2 separate regions of the Mus musculus genome follow, and region 1 is linked to region 2. The links are chromatin loops, found by intact Hi-C in ENCODE. Cell type or tissue: left cerebral cortex. All regions are shown on one strand. Each heading gives the region's core, and the rest is flanking DNA. Links, peaks and the distances in the headings are about the cores only.

The links. A loop is a pair of places that touch in the nucleus more often than their neighbours do. Peaks named below come from ENCODE experiments on the same cell type or tissue, not always from the same donor. Only the 100,000 strongest peaks of a DNase experiment are listed, where the experiment ranks them.
Region 1: a loop joins it to region 2, with 2.8 times the contacts of the local background. A loop is called at or near these places in 18 of 42 quality-filtered maps.

Annotation. Positions count from the first base shown.
Region 1 is chr6:128,888,080-128,896,797 of GRCm38, forward strand. BC035044 (cDNA sequence BC035044) reads right to left here and starts at 3,045. Exons shown (of 3, transcript NM_001254946.1): 1 at 2,738-3,045. The coding sequence starts at 2,888. It overlaps Clec2i (C-type lectin domain family 2, member i), which reads left to right. Exons shown (of 6, transcript NM_020257.2): 2 at 4,749-4,819; 3 at 5,537-5,662; 4 at 6,590-6,768; 5 at 7,248-7,354; 6 at 8,333-8,718. The coding sequence ends at 8,471. In left cerebral cortex, for the core only: no CTCF peak of the experiment used is centred there; a DNase peak (open chromatin) is centred at 3,228.
Region 2 is chr6:128,979,642-128,988,359 of GRCm38, forward strand. Clec2g (C-type lectin domain family 2, member g) reads left to right here. Exons shown (of 7, transcript NM_027562.4): 4 at 543-668; 5 at 1,564-1,742; 6 at 2,221-2,327; 7 at 3,305-5,066. The coding sequence ends at 3,446. Among named protein-coding and RNA genes, the nearest start is that of BC064078, 9.0 kb to the right of the region's middle. In left cerebral cortex, for the core only: no CTCF peak of the experiment used is centred there; no DNase peak of the experiment used is centred there.

The DNA of each region.
Region 1 (8,718 bases), core at 154-8,153, 92 kb before region 2:
CTCTTCCCAAGGACACGGGTATCAGGTAATACTCTTTCTGGCCTTAAATGACTCTTGTGGCATCAGGGAAGGATCAGTTTTTTTCCAGTAGGGTGGGGGTGGGAGATTTATCCCATCTACAAATCCATCTACAGTTTTAGTTCACTGGGTGCTGGGAATGAACCAAGTCCTCTCTCTGCAAGAGCAGCAAGCTCCCTTCCCTGTTGAGCCATGACTTTACCCCCACTTTAATACTTTTGTTTAGGAATAAAATATCAAATTTCTTGAAAAGCAGAGTTCACAATTGTTGTTAGATCAATGGCCTAGTGGCAGCCTGAGGATACCAGGCAAGCTCCTTCAGAGTGGACAGCCTAGCTGCTAAGATGATTGGAAATACTGTTCTGGGAGGTGGGGGACAGGTCGAGGAAGAGGGAGACCTAACCATGCCTCCCTTCAACCCTAGGGCCCTACTCCATGCCATCCTGTGCACACCTAAAGTACCCTCCTCCACGGCTATCCTGGTCCCTTAAACAGACCCTTAACCAGAGTGTAAAACAGGGTCTTCTTGAGGCAGAGTAGCAGGTATGATTGGCCTGCTGCCTTTGACTGTGAGCTATAGCCAGGTTCCACCAAGTCCCATACTCCTCACAGTAAGCCATAGCACCTGTTGTGTTGGGAAAACTTAGAAAAGTAAAGATTTCCTTTGTTCTTCAGACTTTTCTATGGGTTAAAAATGGCAGCCAGGTCCTCACAGCACAGGCCAAGGGACATAAAGCAACTGAATTTGGTGAAAGTTACTGTATCTGCTGTCTCACAGTGGTCTCTCTAGAAGCCACCGCAGCTTCTCTAATGTTTTCACCTCCTCTGACTCATACCCAAAGAGAAAGGTCGTGAGTAATACTACTGTTTCTCAGATAAGCCATGTGCTTCTGAGGGCTAGTAGTCTAGATGAACACCAGAGGGCCTTAAGAGAGTCCATGACTGAGCAATAAAATGGTGAGGTTCTAAAATGGCGACTTTTTTCATCACCTTCCGGACCTGAGAACAAATCTTGGCTACTTAAAACAAGTCTGTGCAGCCTTTCTCCTCTCATTGGTGCCCCTGCCAGTGAGCAAATCCAAACAGTTCAAGGCCAGAGCAGGATGTGGTTTTTGATTGACACAGTAAGATGAACGAACTTGCTCTTTGTTTCATTATGGTGAATATATTCAAAACCCCTTGGGCTAGCTTTAGAATTACGGTACGTTATTGTGAGCAGTATTCATCCTACTGTGCCTTTGAACACCAGATCTGATATCACTTTAAAGAAATTATTATCTGTTCTGTCTCTACTCCCCACAGCCCCTGGTAAGAGATATTTTTACTTGCTTGTGTGTTTACAATAGCCAGCACATGGAACACACTAGTAGGCTTCTCTGATGACTTAATAAGCCAACTCGAGCTGAATTAAAAGTAGAAAAGCATATTTATTTCAGAACAGTTCCAGGGCAAGGTCACCAGTCTCAGGGCACAAGGTGGAAGTCCTGCCCAGGCTATGGCAGGGAAGGTGTTTTTATAGATTGTTGGTGAAGGAAAATGACCTGTCTGCCACAAGCTGGGCTTGAGTCCCAGCGTGGTCACCTAGGCTGGGGACAAGGTTGCTACAGCTACCATGAATGTGGAACTGGGCTTTGGGTGCCAGGGCTGGGGTGGTGGGAGGTGTGGGGTATGGGCCAAGTCGGAGGCTCCAACCAAACAGACATCAGCATCTATCAGTGGATGAGTGTGGAAAACCTGTGATACATACTCCCATATATACTGGAATACTATGTACTAGTAAGATAGGATGTCTTTTGTGACAACATGGCTGGACCTGGGTGACATGCTGAGACAAATTAGTCAGGCACTGAAAGGCCAACATTGTTCATCAGTTGTAGAGGGGTTTGTTAGCTAAAAGCAGACAGGAGTTTACACTCTTTTCTTCGATTTGGAAAGATTTTTGAAATCACAGTGCAGAACCTGAAATCACAATGAAACCAAACCACTCCTTTACAATCTGAAGGGGTTTAGAAATCTCCCAAGACTTCCTTTCTATAGGGAGTGTGAGGAGGGCTGAGGAGGGCTCCCAGCAGCACATGGCTGAGAGGTGCTGGGGCTGGAAATGAGCACAGGCGAATTTATTATGCTATCATTTTATATTCTGTAGAACTAGAAAGAATTAAGGCTGGGAGTTCTGTGTGGATCCAAAATGCAAAAGCTCAGTGCTTAAAGCCTTCTTTCTAATCCTAAGGCTCCTTTCCCTCCTTGTTAATGTAATAGAAGCTTTCTGGTATTTTAGGTGTGCGAAAATGCACAAAATGCAAGGATTAAAGTCAGTGAAAACTCTGTAAAAACTATAATTAGCACTCAATAAAATTAATTCATTTGGTATACATTTCTGTGAATTTTGAAAACATATAATCAGGTGTTCTTCATTAAGATACATAGGGGCTGGAGACTTGGCTCAACCACTGAGAGCATTTATTGCTCTTGCTAAGGACTGAGGTTTCACTCCCAGCACACATATGGTGGCTCAACACCCACCCCTAATTCCAATTCCAGGGATCCAATATATTTTCTAAATTCCTCTAACAGTAATCATGCATGTAGTACACTACATACATACATACATACATTACATTCACACATTCTTACATTTAGCTGACAAAGCACTCTTAAATGTAAAATAAATAAGACTAAAACAGTCATTTTAAAAATATATACAGACCCCCTACCCTACCTGTTTCCCCGTTGTCTGCTGCAGACACTCTCACCACTCCTCCGCCACAGCCATGAGTAGTCACCTTTCCAGATGACTTAAAATGGGTCCATGAAGCAGAGAAGTCCCACAAGAGTTCTTTCAGCTTGTCACAGCAATGCCTTCTGCTCATCACTCACAGTGCAGTGCTAATCAGTAGTGTGTCAGAAACATGCACTGCTGGTGAGATGCTGAGGGATCATACCCATAGCATCGCCTACACAGAATCATGCTCTGAGTTCAGAAATTTTTAAGAATCTCACCAGCAAATACTATGCAAAGAGGTTGTGAAAAGCTGTCAGGAAACTTCTAGAGAAGTGATAGGAGGAAGTGAATAGTGGCAGTTGGGGGTCTCTTCACAAAGGAAACTGGGACTTCCTGTAGCTCTCTGACCTTTGCATGAGCTTACTTTCGGGTTAGTTTAGGGACACTTTGGGGAAGAAGCCCTTGGGACATTTGGCCTGTTAAAGTGGCATGAGATAAGGCAAGCACAGGCATGTGTTCCAAGTTGTTTCTTGTGTTGAGAGGTTTACCTTGTCATCAGCTTGGGGATATTTTAATGGTCACAAATGTGTCATTTTCACAGGGATCCTTAAAGCTGCTGCAAATATTCACATAAAGATGTCTTGCAACTTGAATTCCTTTCCAGCATGGGAATATGTGGGTAGGATGGGAGCATATCACATTTTACACTTACAAACAGCTTTGTAGAAGCTGTAAAATTTAGCCTTAAGAAGTTGTTAGTTCTACCTCAACATGGACATCCACATCAATGTATAACCATCCTGTTATGCAGACAGTGATTTTGCTCTTAAATCGAAGATGATTTTGCCCAAGACAAGTTCACAAACATTCCCTTACTTTTCTAAAAATCAAATGACTTTATGATATTAAGTTTTGTGCTTGGATCTCTATGTCTACAAATGGACTGTAGAAATTTATGCCTATTTATTTATTTATTTATTTTTTTAGGAGACAGATAGAAGGTTGTTTCAGTAGCACACACGGGAGTGATGCCATCTTTTCCCTGTCTAAAGACTGTTCATCTCTGTTAAGTGTCTCTTGACCACCCACATGTGTTTGACCTCATTGTGGAGTCCTGTTTTCTGCTGTGTTGTTTCAGTGTCTACTCTGATGCTAGCACCAGGCTTTCATTCCTGTTCCCATGAGAACATGAGACATCAGGTCAGGCCTTGTGATCTTTCTGATTTTGACCTCTTCATTCTCAGAATAATTTTTGACTATTAATTTTTGACTCTTTTTAATTTTCATATTACTTCTCATACAACTTGGTGCTATGATTTTTTTTTTTCTGAAGGCAACTACATCTCTGGAATATGTTACACATATATGTGTGTTCAGAAATTGTTGACATGAGCAATATGGAGTGTTCTAGTTCATTATGTGTTTAGCGCTGCCTTGATTTCTTTCTTTATTTCAAAAATGTAACATGTACGAGTGCTTCGCCTGCATAGATATCTATGGATTGTGTGCATTCCTAGTGCCCACCAAGGTTAGGAAAGTTCTCAGACTTCCTGAATATGGATTTACAGAGGCTTGTGAGCTCTTATATTGGTTCTAGATTTAACCCAGGTCCTCTGAAAGATCAACAAATGTTCGAAACCACTGAGCCAACTTTCCTTTTTATTTCTTTATATATTTACATGTAGTTTTTGTTATGCTGACTATGAACATCCTATTTTTAGATTTGTAATTTTATGTTTTTTTGGCATTACTGTCTAAGATATTAATTTCCACTTGACAGGACAATACAACTGATTTTACCATGCTGTCACCCTGTCCTGCAGTTTTATAAACTCATTTTTTTTTTTTTTTTTTACATCCAACGGTCTTTTGTAGATTTGTTTGGATTTTTATGTAGATAGAACCCTGTCATCTGTGAAAAGAAACACTTTCACCTGTTTCTGAGAAGCATAAACCTCCTTTCGTTCTTTAAGAGACTCATTTTATGTATGTGGCTGTTTGCCTGCAGGTTTGTACATAACATGAATGCCCAGTGTGTACAGAAGCCAGAAGAGGGCAATGGACCCCTTGGAACTGGAGGTGTGCAATGTTGTAAGCTACCTTCAATTCAAGTCCTCTGGAAGAGCTGAAAGAGATCTTAACAGCTGAGCCATTCTCCAGACACCTGACCCTATTTCTTTGTCCTGGCGAGCACCTCCTGGGAAAAGTCTACCTGGAGTAATGAGCAGACATCTGACTCTTGCTCCTGATTGCTGGGAACACATTCATAATGGCACCATTGAGAGTGCAGCTGACTGAAGTTGGACTTACTGCTTTGTTTTTAATGGATGAATTTTGTAGGGTTGAAGAAGTTCCTTTCACTTCCATTTTCCACATATTTTTGTTGTTTATTGAGATATTTCTAATTTTTCCTCTTTTCTTATTTTGTAATACATCTAATTACATCAATTTATTTTCTAGTGTTTCTACAACTCCTTCTAGCCAGGGCGCTTTTTATGGAGCCAAAACCAGATTTTTGTTGTTTGCATGTCACTGGGATCTCCACTCCGTCCATTTTTGCTCTTCCATTATTCACCCTGAGTTCAGTGATCAGAAGTCTCCCTGGCAGAAGTTCTGTTTCCATCCTCTCTAGACTTCTTTCTACCATGGACATCCTTTGTGGACCAGGGCCTTCTCTAAAAGGGTTGGCAGAAGCCTTTCAGGAACTGATAGGCAATTGTAAAGCTTTGTGGTGAATTTATTTTATTTTCCTTAAGAAATTCTTAAAAATTATCATTCTTATATTCATATTTTCAGGTAAAATTGTCCAAGGAAAATGTTTCAGAATCATCTCCACTGTGTCTCCTGTTAAACTTTACTGCTGCTATGGAGTGATCATGGTCCTCACTGTAGCTGTAATTGCTCTTTCTGTTGCTTTGTCAAGTAAGTGACTTATTTTCCAAATTATGTGACACTTCGTCCACATTCACATGGTCAGTTATACTTACTGACCACTGTGACCCAGGCATTGTGGGAAGGGCTCTGGAGAAATCACACTGGAAATTCCTGTTCTCTGGGAACTTAGGTTCTAGCTGGAAGTTGCAGTGAAGGAACACACAGTCTGTGGTGTACACAGGAGTCTTGGCTTGGCATCTGTGAGAAGATGACTTTCAGTAAGCTCTCAACTGAGATGTCAGGGACATAAATCTCCTTGGGGAACTGTTCAAGGCAGAGAATAAAGAGAGGAAATTTCAAAGTAGGAACCTCAAAGGTGAGGACAGGGAAGAGTAATATGGCCAGGAAGATACAGTGCCTCCCACCATAACCTAGTTGAGTTACCAGGCTTAACTGAATTTTCAAAGTATTAAATGGAAAGTTTCTGAAGTAAGAAATTTATAGGATTTTAGTACCACAATATCAGAATAGTGCAATACAATCTTGCACTGTCCTCTTAAGTATTTGAAGTCATCCTTTAGTGCAACATGTCTGCACCGTATATACTGCTTACCCAAAAGTTCTCACAGCAATCTCAGTTATCAGGCTGGGTGTCAGTAGGTGTCCCTACAGAGTGCTTGCTGCTGTAGCAATTCCCACTGTAGTAAACGGTCATCCAAAGCTCAGAAAGTAATGCTGTTATAGAAGTGCACTCCCTGGGAGCCCTACTGACAGTGAGCACCTGAGAGAGAATGGGACACAGGCCCAAGGTGGGAGGATTTTAGTTAAAAGCACATCTCGCTCAGGAGAGGAATCCTACAGATCAGTTAGGAAAGCTACCATCAGAGTCAGACCTCACAGCTGAGCTCAGGAGGGTGTGCCAAAAAGAGAGAGAAAGTATGTTTGTCATGATTCATTGTATTTTCTACATTTTAGCAAAAAAGACAGAACAGATCATAATCAACAAGACCTATGCTGCTTGCTCAAAAAACTGGACTGGAGTTGGAAATAAATGTTTTTATTTTTCTGGATACCCACGTAACTGGACATTTGCCCAGGCCTTCTGCATGGCACAAGAGGCCCAACTAGCTCGGTTTGACAACGAGGAGGAGCTGGTAAGCAAGGGACAGGGATTGGTTTGTCTGTCTGTTCTGTTGAACATTACATTGCCTTGCAATAGAGAGTTACAGATGAGGCCTGCGGAAGGATCCCATCCCAAGCACATGGAGACATAGGGAACGTGAGTGTGCACCATTTGCTGATGCTTGACTTCTGACTGGAGCCCTGACACAGTCAAGAAACATTCTCTCATGAAGTGCTCATAGTCAGCTGGAAGGTCAAATATGCCATTTTACTGGGATACCTGGTGGCCATGAGTGTTTTCCCATATGCTGGCATATGTTGGGTACAGAAGGACACAACTGATAATAACTGCAGTGGGAGGTTAACACAGAACTTTTCAGGCCACAGAGGAATGTGACCCTCAGTTACATCCTCCTGTTATCTCTAGAGAAAGTTGTGGAGTGGAGAGACTCCAGGATCATCTGAAACAAAGAGACATATATGTTTTTGATTTTTTTGTGTTTTATGACAGATTTTCCTAAAGAGATTCAAGGGGGATTTTGATTGCTGGATTGGCCTGCACAGAGAGTCGTCAGAGCACCCTTGGAAGTGGACAAACAACACTGAGTATAACAACATGTATATTTTCACAATGTTTTTCCTTCTATTATGTTCCTGTGTTGTGATATATGTGTGTCGTGGCTATGAGAGATGAAAGTCAATGTCATGTCAAGCCAACTGAAAAAGGAAGGAAGAAAAAAAAATGAACCCTTGTGCTGGAGGTGTGGCTCAGGGGCAGAGAGTATGTATAAATGCAACAGCCAATCCCCAGAAAGCTCTACAAACTCACAAATTTAAATACTTCAGAGGTTTTCCTGTTTATTGACCGTCATTTTCAAAACCTTTGCATCATGTCATTTTACTCAAAATATTTACCATAACGATGGTGTCTGGGAGTAGCTATTGTTTGCTCTGGCTCCAACTTAAACATTTCTGTTGTTGATAAATGCCCTGTGAGGGATATAGACAGAGCCTCAGATGGCCAGTGGGGGCTCTGAGACCCTAGAAAGCCACTGCAGTATCTGCAAGCCTGAGATTCAGCTTTCCACTATTTGCATGGCTGCACCTGTTCAGGAAAGCAGAGACTCTAAGTACATTTGGAACCTCCTCTAAAGTCTTGTTATCATTGAGCACCCAAAGCAGTCCTTGGGTTTGAGCTGTTTTCCTGGGATGGTAAATCACAGACTCAGTCACATCCATCACTGAAGCCCTTAGAGCAATTTACTAAGTGGGCGTCCCCATATATAAAATGCCTAAAAACAGAATTGAAAATCACCCTTAGTCGTGTCACTCATGGCTGCGGTTCATTTGAACATGGCAGCAAGCACCAGCCCAATGCCTTGTACACACATTACAGGATTCACCATGGACAAATGACAAAGGAGTGGTGTTCAAATCCTGAGAATGTGAGACAGTAGGTATAAAACTAATGCAGATGACTCCTCAGGGACTTTTTGATTCATATTACCAAAAATCAGTGGAGACTGGCGAGATTTCATTGCAGGAGCAAATGCAGTTCTGGGCTCTGTAGGCTTACTGTTTTTCGTTTCTTTTCAGGAATCCCATCCTAGGAGTGGGAAGATATGCCTACCTGAGCAGCGATAGGATCAGCAGTTCGAGGAGCTATATAAATCGGATGTGGATCTGTAGCAAGCTCAACAACTATAACCTCCATTGCCAAACTCCTCCTGTCTAGCACTTACCAAGAGACTCTTCTTAGCCTGTTATCTATGGGTGCTACTTTTTCCCCTATGGTCCCACAGTGCTATCAAATGGGATTGAGAATATTTTTTAACATCACAAATGAAAACAATCGAGGCTAGAGAGATTGCTCAATAGTTAAGAGCACTGACTGCTCTTCTGCATGTTCCCAGTTCACATCTGAGCAACCACATGGTGTCTTACAAACATCTGTAATGACATCTCATGTCCTCTTCTGGGAT
Region 2 (8,718 bases), core at 524-8,523:
GGGAACACATTCATAATGGCACCATTGAGAGTGCAGCTGACTGAAGTTGGACTTACTGTTTTGTTTTTAGTGGATGACTTTTGTAGGGTTGAAGAAGTTCCTTTAGCTTCCATTTTCCACATAATTTTGCTGTTTATTGAGATATTTCTAGTTTTTCCTCTTTTCTTATTTTGTTATTATGTCTAATTACATCAACTTATTTTCTAGTGTTTCCATAACTCCTTCTAGCCAGAGCGCTTTTTATGGAGCCATATCCAGATTTTTGTTGTTTGCATTTCACTGGGATCCCCACTCCCTCCATTTTTGCTCTTCCATTATTCACCCTGAGTTCAGTGACCAGAAGGCTCCCTGGCAGAAGTTCTGTTTCCATCCTCTCTATACTTCTTTCTACCATGGACATCCTTTGTGGACCAGGGCCTTCTCTAAAAGGGTTGGCAGAAGCCTTTCAGGAACTGATAGGCAATTGTCAAGTGGGTTTTGTGGTTATTTTATTTTATTTAAGAAATTCTTGAAATTCGCATTCTTATATTCATATTTTACAGATAAAATTCTCCAAAGAAATAGTCTCAGAGCCATCTCCCCTGAGTCTTCTGCTAAGCTTTACTGCTGCTGTGGAGTGATCATGGTCCTCACTGTAGCTGTAGTTGCTCTTTCTGTTGCTTTGCCAGGTAAGTGACATACCCTCCAAATTCTGTAACACTCTGTCCATATTCACATTGCCAGTTATGCTTTCTAAGCACTGTGAGCCAGGCACTGTGGCAAGGGCTCTAGAGGAAACACACTGGAAGGTCCTGTTCTCTGAGAATTTAGGTTCCAACAGGAAGATGCAGTGAAGGAACACAGAGGCTTTGATGGGCACATCCCTGGGAAGATGACATCCAGCAAGCTCTAGACAGAGATGCAGGGGAAGTAGGTCCCCTTGGGAGAACTATTCAAGGCAGAGAATAACAAGAGGGAATCTCCAAGTAGGAACTTCAAAGGTGAGGCCAGGAAGGTACAGTGCCTTTGACCATGAGCCATGAGTTTAGATACCAGGCTCAACTCTATTTTGAAAGTATTAAATGGAAAGTTCCTGAAGTAAGAAATTTATAGGATTTTAGTACCACAATATTCAGAATAGTGCAATAAAATCTTGCACTGTCCTCTTAAGTATTTGAAGTCATCCTTTAGTGCAAGGTGTCTGCACCGTATATACGACCTACCCAAAAATTCTCATAGCAATCTCAATTATCAGGCTGGGTGTCAGTAGGTGTCCCTACAGAGTGCTTGCTGCTGTAGCAATCCCCACTGTAGTCAATGGTCATCCAAAGCTCAGAAAGTGATGCTGTTATAGAAGTGCACTTCCTGGGAGCCCTACTGACAGTGAGCATATGAGAGAGAATGGGACACAGGCCCACGGTGGGAGGCCTTTTAGTTAAAGGCACATCTCACTCAGGAGAGGATTCCTACAGATCAGTTAGGAAAGCTACCATCAGATTCACACCTCACAGCTGAGCTCAGGAGGGTGTGCCAAAACGAGAGAAGGCCTGCTTGCCATGATCCATTGTATTCTCTACATTTTAGCAACAAAGACAGAACAGATCCTAATCAACAAGACCTATGCTGCTTGCCCGAAAAACTGGATTGGAGTTGGAAATAAATGTTTTTATTTTTCTGAATACACAAGTAACTGGACATTCGCCCAGACCTTCTGCATGGCACAAGAGGCCCAACTAGCTCGGTTTGACAACGAGAAGGAGCTGGTAAGCAATGGGCAGGGATTGGTTTGTCTGTCTGTTCTGTTGAATATTATATTGCCTTGAGATAGAGAGTTACAGATGAGGCCTGAGGAAGGATCCCACCCAAGTACATGGAGACATAGGGAATGTGAGTGTGCGCCATTTGCTGATACTTGACTTCTGACTGGAGCCCTGAGATAGTCAAGAAACATTCTCTCATGAAGTTCTCATAGTCAGCTGGAAGGTCAAATATGCCATTTTACTGGGATACCTGGTGACCATGAGTGTTTTCCCATATGCTGGCATATGTTGGGTACAGAAGGAGACAACTGATAATAACTGCAGTGGAAGGTTAACCCAGAACTGTCCAGACCACAGAGGAATGTGACCCTCAGTTACATCCTCCTGTTATCTCTAGAGAAAGGTGTGGAGTGGAGAGACTCCAGGATCATCTGAAACAAATAGACACATGTATTCTTGACTTTTTTGTGTTTTATGACAGAATTTCCTAATGAGATACAAGGCAAATTTTGATTCCTGGATTGGACTGCACAGAGAGTCGTCAGAGCACCCTTGGAAGTGGACAGACAACACTGAGTATAACAACATGTATGTTTTCACGATGTTTTTCCTTCTATTATGTTCATGTGTTGTGATATGTGTGTGTCGTGGCTATGAGAGATGGAAGTCAATGTCATGTGAAGCCAACTGTACTGGGAAGAAAGAAAAAAAAAATGAACCCTTGCCTGGAGGTGTGGCACAGGGGTAGAGAGTGTGTATAAATGCAATATCCAATCCCCAGAAAGCTCTACACACCCACAAATTTAAATACTTCAGAGGTTTTCCTGTTTATTGACCGTCATTTTCAAAACCTTTGCATCATGTCATTTTACTCAAAATATTTACCATAATGATGGTGTCTGAGAGTAGCTATTGTTTGCTCTGGCTCCAACTTAAACATTTCTGTTGTTGATAAATGTCCTGTGAGGGATATAGACAGAGCCTTAGATGGGCAGTGGGGGCTCTGAAACCCCAGAAAGCCACTGCAGAATCTGCAAGCCTGAGATTCAGCTTTCCACTATTTGCATGTCTGCATCTGTTCAGGAAAGCAGAGACTCTAAGTATATTTGGAACCTCCTCTAAAGTCTCGTCATCACTGAGCACCCAAAACAGTCCTTGGGTTTGAGCTGTTTTACTGGGATGGTAAATCACAGACTCAGTCATATCCATCACTGAAGCCCTTAGAGCAATTTACTAAGTGGGCGTCCCCATATATAAAATGCCTAAAAACAGAATTGAAAATCACCCTTGGTGGGGTCACTCATGGCTGCAGTTCATTTGAACATGGCAGCGAGCACCAGCCCAATGCCTTGTACACACATTACAGGATTCACCATAGACAAATGACAAAGGAGTGGTGTTCAAATCCTGAGAATATGAGACAGTAGGTGTAAAACTAATGCAGGTGATTCCTCAGGGACTTTTTGATTCATATTACCAAAAATTAGTGGAGACTGGTGAGATTTCATTGCAGGAGCAAATGCAGTTCTGGGCTCTGTAGGCTTACTTTTTTGGTTTCTTTTCAGGATTCCCATCCAGGGAGTGGAAACATGTGCCTACCTGAGCGGCAATGGGATCAGCAGTTCCAGGCACTATATACCTCGGATATGGATCTGTAGCAAGCTTAACAACTATAGCCTCCACTGCCCAACTCCTGTTCCTGTCTAGCATTTACCAAGAGACTCTTCCTAGCCTGTTATCTATGGGTGCTACTTTTTCCCCTATGGTCCCACAGTGCTATCAAACGGGATTGAGAATATTTTTTAACGTCGCAAATGAAAACCATCAAGGCTGGAGAGATTGCTCCGTAGTTAAGAGACTGACTGCTCTTCTGCATGTCCCGAGTTCACATCTGAGCAACCACATGGTGTCTTACAAACATCTGTAATGACATCTTATGTCCTCTTCTGTGGTGTGTGAAAACAGCTACACTATACCTACATATGATAAATAAGTAAATCTTAAAAAAGAAAAAGAAAACCACCTTAGAGAGGTGCACACATGGAGGATTACAAGACCATAGATGAGTTTTAAATAGATGTCAGCACTCATACCTTAAGCCTAAAGTACAACTAATGTTAGGGAACCCCACTTTTATGATATTAAGGTTTTGTGCAGAGAATTCTTCTTTTGAATTTATGAGACCACAAAAATGAGTCCCCCAACATGGGTGTAACCTTTAATAATGAAAGCAGAATGGCTGGGATCCTGAGAAGCATCTGTAATCCCAGGTACCGAAGGGTTGACACAGGAGGGTCTCAGGTTCACCAGTGGGGACGGAAAGCACAAAAACACTTTAATAATGATAGGGAAGATGAGATGTCTGTTGCATCCCGTAATTTGAAGAAACATATTATACATGCTTTTCAAAAATTCAAACCAACATACAGAAGAATTTTTAAAAAGTGTGTAAAATTAAGATTTACTTTTTACTCTGCAATTTAAAAAGATGAGGGACATTGGCGAAATGTTTCTCCACTTTAATTTTAATATTCCTATTTCCAATTATACTGTTCTAAGTATAATTATACTTACTTACTTTTCCTGTTCTAAGTGTACTGCATTTTATAATCAAATACCATTTTAATTTCACTATTTTATTCCAGGAGCCTTCTGGCCCAGGCCAGTGTAATGGTGGAGTCTATATAGAATCACTACAAGATAGTTCATCTTTGTGGATCTGCAGAGATCTGCTTCAAAGGGGGAGTGTTTCTACTCAGCAATTGTTATATATGTTTAACAATAACAGTAAAAGCACATTAATAGCAGGAATCTCTCCTAAAACGAGTCACTCATAGCCTTGCTTAATGAGGGCTCACCTGTCACAGATTATATAATAATCTGAGGCAGGCCACTTCAGGATGATCACCTGCTAGTTATTAGCTTGTCTCATTATGGGTCCTGACCATTTTTTTGGATTTATTTCACATCAAATGTGAGTTAAACTCCTTAGGCATTTAATACTTAATTTTACACTAGCATGTGCATTACTGAGCCTTTAAAAAAATATTGAAAATCTTATAGATTGAGCTACCATGTACTGATGAGTCCCAAAAGAGAAAAAATCATAGGCTAAACGCAGCTCTTGGTCTCTTCATCCTTTCTTCTCCTTCTTGGTCTTTTTAAAGACTATATCAACTTGATATGCCAAGGGGGAGTTGATATCCATGGGAGGCCTCCAGGTCTTTAAGGAGAAAGGGATGGAGAAATGGAGGAAGGGAAGGGGAGAGGGACATAGGGGGAGGGAGGAGGGAAGGGAAATTAAAAAAAAAATAAAACCTAAACACTACATTTGTACGGACTTCATTTATGCTTATTGCTTGTATGTTCATATGTATTTGCCCCACCTGTGCTGGGCAGACAATGCAGAGACAGCTCAGACAGAGATCAGACAGGACCAGAAGGAATCAGCTCCCTGCTTACTGTGAGTGGTGATGTGGATGCTGGAAATGGAGCAAGAACAAGTGCTCCTAACTGCTGAGCCATCTTTCCAGCCTTTTTGTGTTCCTTTTATTGGCACTGCTGATCAAGCTCTGCAAAAGTAGCACGTATCCCTGCAGTTTTTGTAATTTTCTTATAAGTTCTTGCCTAAATCTGTGACCCTCCTTAAGTAGCTGGGGTCACAGGTGTGTTTCACCACACCAGCCATTCTACTTCTCAATACTAAAGACCAAGAACATTTTAAAAATGCGTTGATGCTTTGCCTGCATGTGTGTCTGTGTAAGGGTGCCACATCCTCTGAAACTGGAGTTACAGGCAGATGTGGCTCCCATATGGGTGCTGGGAATTGAATCAGGTCCAATGCTTCTAATCACACATACATTTTGAGTAACGCATTGTCTTTATTTTAAAGCCAGGTTTAATTATTTATTAGATGAATGCAAGCACATTTCACTCTGAAAATGACTTTCTTAGCCCCCCCCATTTAGTCCTAATAATACTATTTTTTTGCAATCCATTTTACTTCCTACATCCTAAGAGATAGGTAGACTATGGTCCCAGGGATGGTTCAGAGAAATAAATGTTAAACATTAAGAAAATGCTAATTTCAAGAGAGTTAAAAGTTATCATTAATATTTCCATGATGTTTGTAGAACATGATTTTAATTTTTTCAACCATTGATACTCACCAAACAGAATAGTTATTTTAAGATGTATTTTCTTGTTATGTCTCCCTTTTCATTTCTGATTTTATTAATTTGGTTACTGACTCTGTGCTCTCAGTTTAGTCTGTCTAAAGGTTTATGTATCTTGTTGATTTTCTCAAAGAACCAGCTCCTAGTTTTGTTGAGTCTTTGTATACATCTTTTTGTTTCTATTTGGCTTGATTCTTTACTACCTTCTACTCCTCTTGGGTGCATTTGTTTCTTTTTGTTCTAGAGCTTTCAGGCGTGCTATCAAGCTGCTAGTGTAAGCCTTCTTCAGTTTCTTTTTAGAGGCACTTAGAGCTATGAGTGTTTCTCCTACCAGTGCTTTCATTGTGTCTTAAAAGTTTTTGTATGATGTGTCTCCATTTTCATTAACTTCTAAAAAGTCTTTAATTTTTTTTTTTATTTCTTCCTTGACCAAGTTATCATTAAGTAGAGCATTGTTCAGCTTCCATATGTATGTGTGCTTTTCGTTGTTTTTGTTGGTATTTAAGACTGGGCTTAGCCTATGGTGATCTGATAGGTTGCATGGGATTATTTCAGACTTCTTGTATCTGTTGAGGCCTGTTTTGTGAACACTTATATGGTCAATTTTGGAGAAGGTATCATGAGGTGCTGAGATGAAAGTATATTCTTTGGCTTTTGGATGAAGTGTTAGATCCATTTGGTTTATAACATGTTAATTTCACTGTGTCTCTGCTTTGTTTCTGTTTCCATGATCTGTCCATTGCTGAGAGTGGGGTATTGAAGTCTCCCACTATTATTGTGGAGGGTGCTATGTGTGCTTTGAACTTCAGTAAAGTTTATTTTATGAATGTGGGTGCCCTTGCATTTGGAGCATAGATGTTCAGAATTGAGAGTTCATCTTGGTAGATTTTTCCTTTGACCAGTATGGTGTCCCTCCTTATCTTTTTTGATAACTTCTAGTTGAAAGTAGATTTTATTCAATATTAGAATGGCTGCTGAATCTTGTTTCTTGGGTCCATTTGCTTGGAAAATTGTTTTGCAACCTTTTACTCTGAATTATTGTCTGTCTTTGTCACTGAGATGTATTGCCTGTATGCAGCAAAATGCTGAGTCCTGTTTACATATCCAGTCTGTTGACAAAAGAAGCTAAAGGATGCAAAAATAAAATATAGGGACATTTACAGATGCCCACTTGAGAGAATTTCATAGTTTCACAAGCGTGCCTTGAAGCTGTCATGTGAGTTCATAGAAGAGCAGGTATGTATGATACTGGTCAGATTAAAAGCCTTCCAGGCCTTTGTTTTAAGCTGTCAGGCTTTTGTCTTAGGTCAAGAGGGCATAGGAGTTTTGCCTGCATGTATGTCTGAGAACCACATAAGTGAAGCAGAGGCCAGAAGAAGGTGTCTGAGCCTCCAGAATGAGAGTTATATAGATGGTGTGAGCAGCATGCGCACTGAGAAATTCACCCTGCTCTTCTGCAAAATCAGCAAGTGCTCTTAATCAATGAGCCATCGCTCCAGCCATTTACTCAAAGTCCAAATGTGGAATCACTGTTTTGCTGCTGGATGCTGCTGTATATTGCCTTTATGCATTCTGCTACAGGAACAGAACACAACATTCATAGTCATAAACACATTACTCTTTCCAAAATGCACTGTGTTTACTCATTTTTCATCTGTTGCACTTAGTTCTCTATTACACTGTCACACACTGACATTTCTTGCATTATTTTTTTAAGGTAGTATATATATATTTTATTTTTTTATTATATATTTTCTTCATTTACATTTCAAATGCTATCCTGAAAGTCTCCTACACAGTCCCCCCACCCTGCTCCCCTACCCACTCAGTCCCACCTCTTGGCACTGGTGTTCCCCTGTACTGGGGCATATAAAGTTTGCAAGACCAAGGGGCCTCTCTTACCAATGATGGCCGACTGTGCCATCTTCTGCTACATATGCAGCTAGAGACACGAGCTCTGGGGGTACTGGTTAGTTCATATTGTTGTTCCACCCATAGGGATACAGAACCCTTCAGTACCTCCATTGGGGGCCCTTTGTTCCATCTAATAGATGACTGTAAGCATCCACTTCTGTATTTGCCAGGCACTGGCATAGCCTCATATGAGACAGCTATATTAGGGTCCTTTCAGCAAAATCTTGCAGGGGTATGCAATAGTGTTTGGTGGCTGATTATGGAATGGATTCCATGGTGGGGCAGTCTCTGGATGGTCCATCCTTTTGACTCAGATCCAAACATTTTCTCTGTAACTCCTTCCATGGGTATTTTGTTCCCCAGTTTAAGAAGGAATGAAGAATCAATGTGTTTGTCTTCCTTCTTCTTGATTTTCTTGTGCTTTGCAAACTGTATTTTGGGTATTCTAAGTTTCTGGGCTAATATCCACTTATCAGTGAGTACATATCAAGTGACTTCTTTTGTGATTGGTTTACCTCATGCAGGATGTTATCCTCCAGATACATCCATTTGCTAAGAATTTCATAAATTCATTGTTTTTAATAGCTGAGTAGTACACCATTGTGTAAATGTACCACATGTTTTGTATCCATTCTTCTGTTGAGGGACATCTGGGTTCTTTCCAGCTTCTGGCTATTATAAATAAGGCTGCTATGAACATAATAGAGCATGTGTTCTTATTACCAGTTGGAACTTCTTCTGGGTATATGCCCAGGAGAGGTATTGCTGGATCTTCCAGTAGTATTATGTCCAATTTTCTGAGGAACCTCCAGACTGACTTCCAGAGTGGTTGTACAAGCTTGCAATCACTCCAGCAATGGAGGAGTGTTCCTCTTTCTCCACATCCTCTC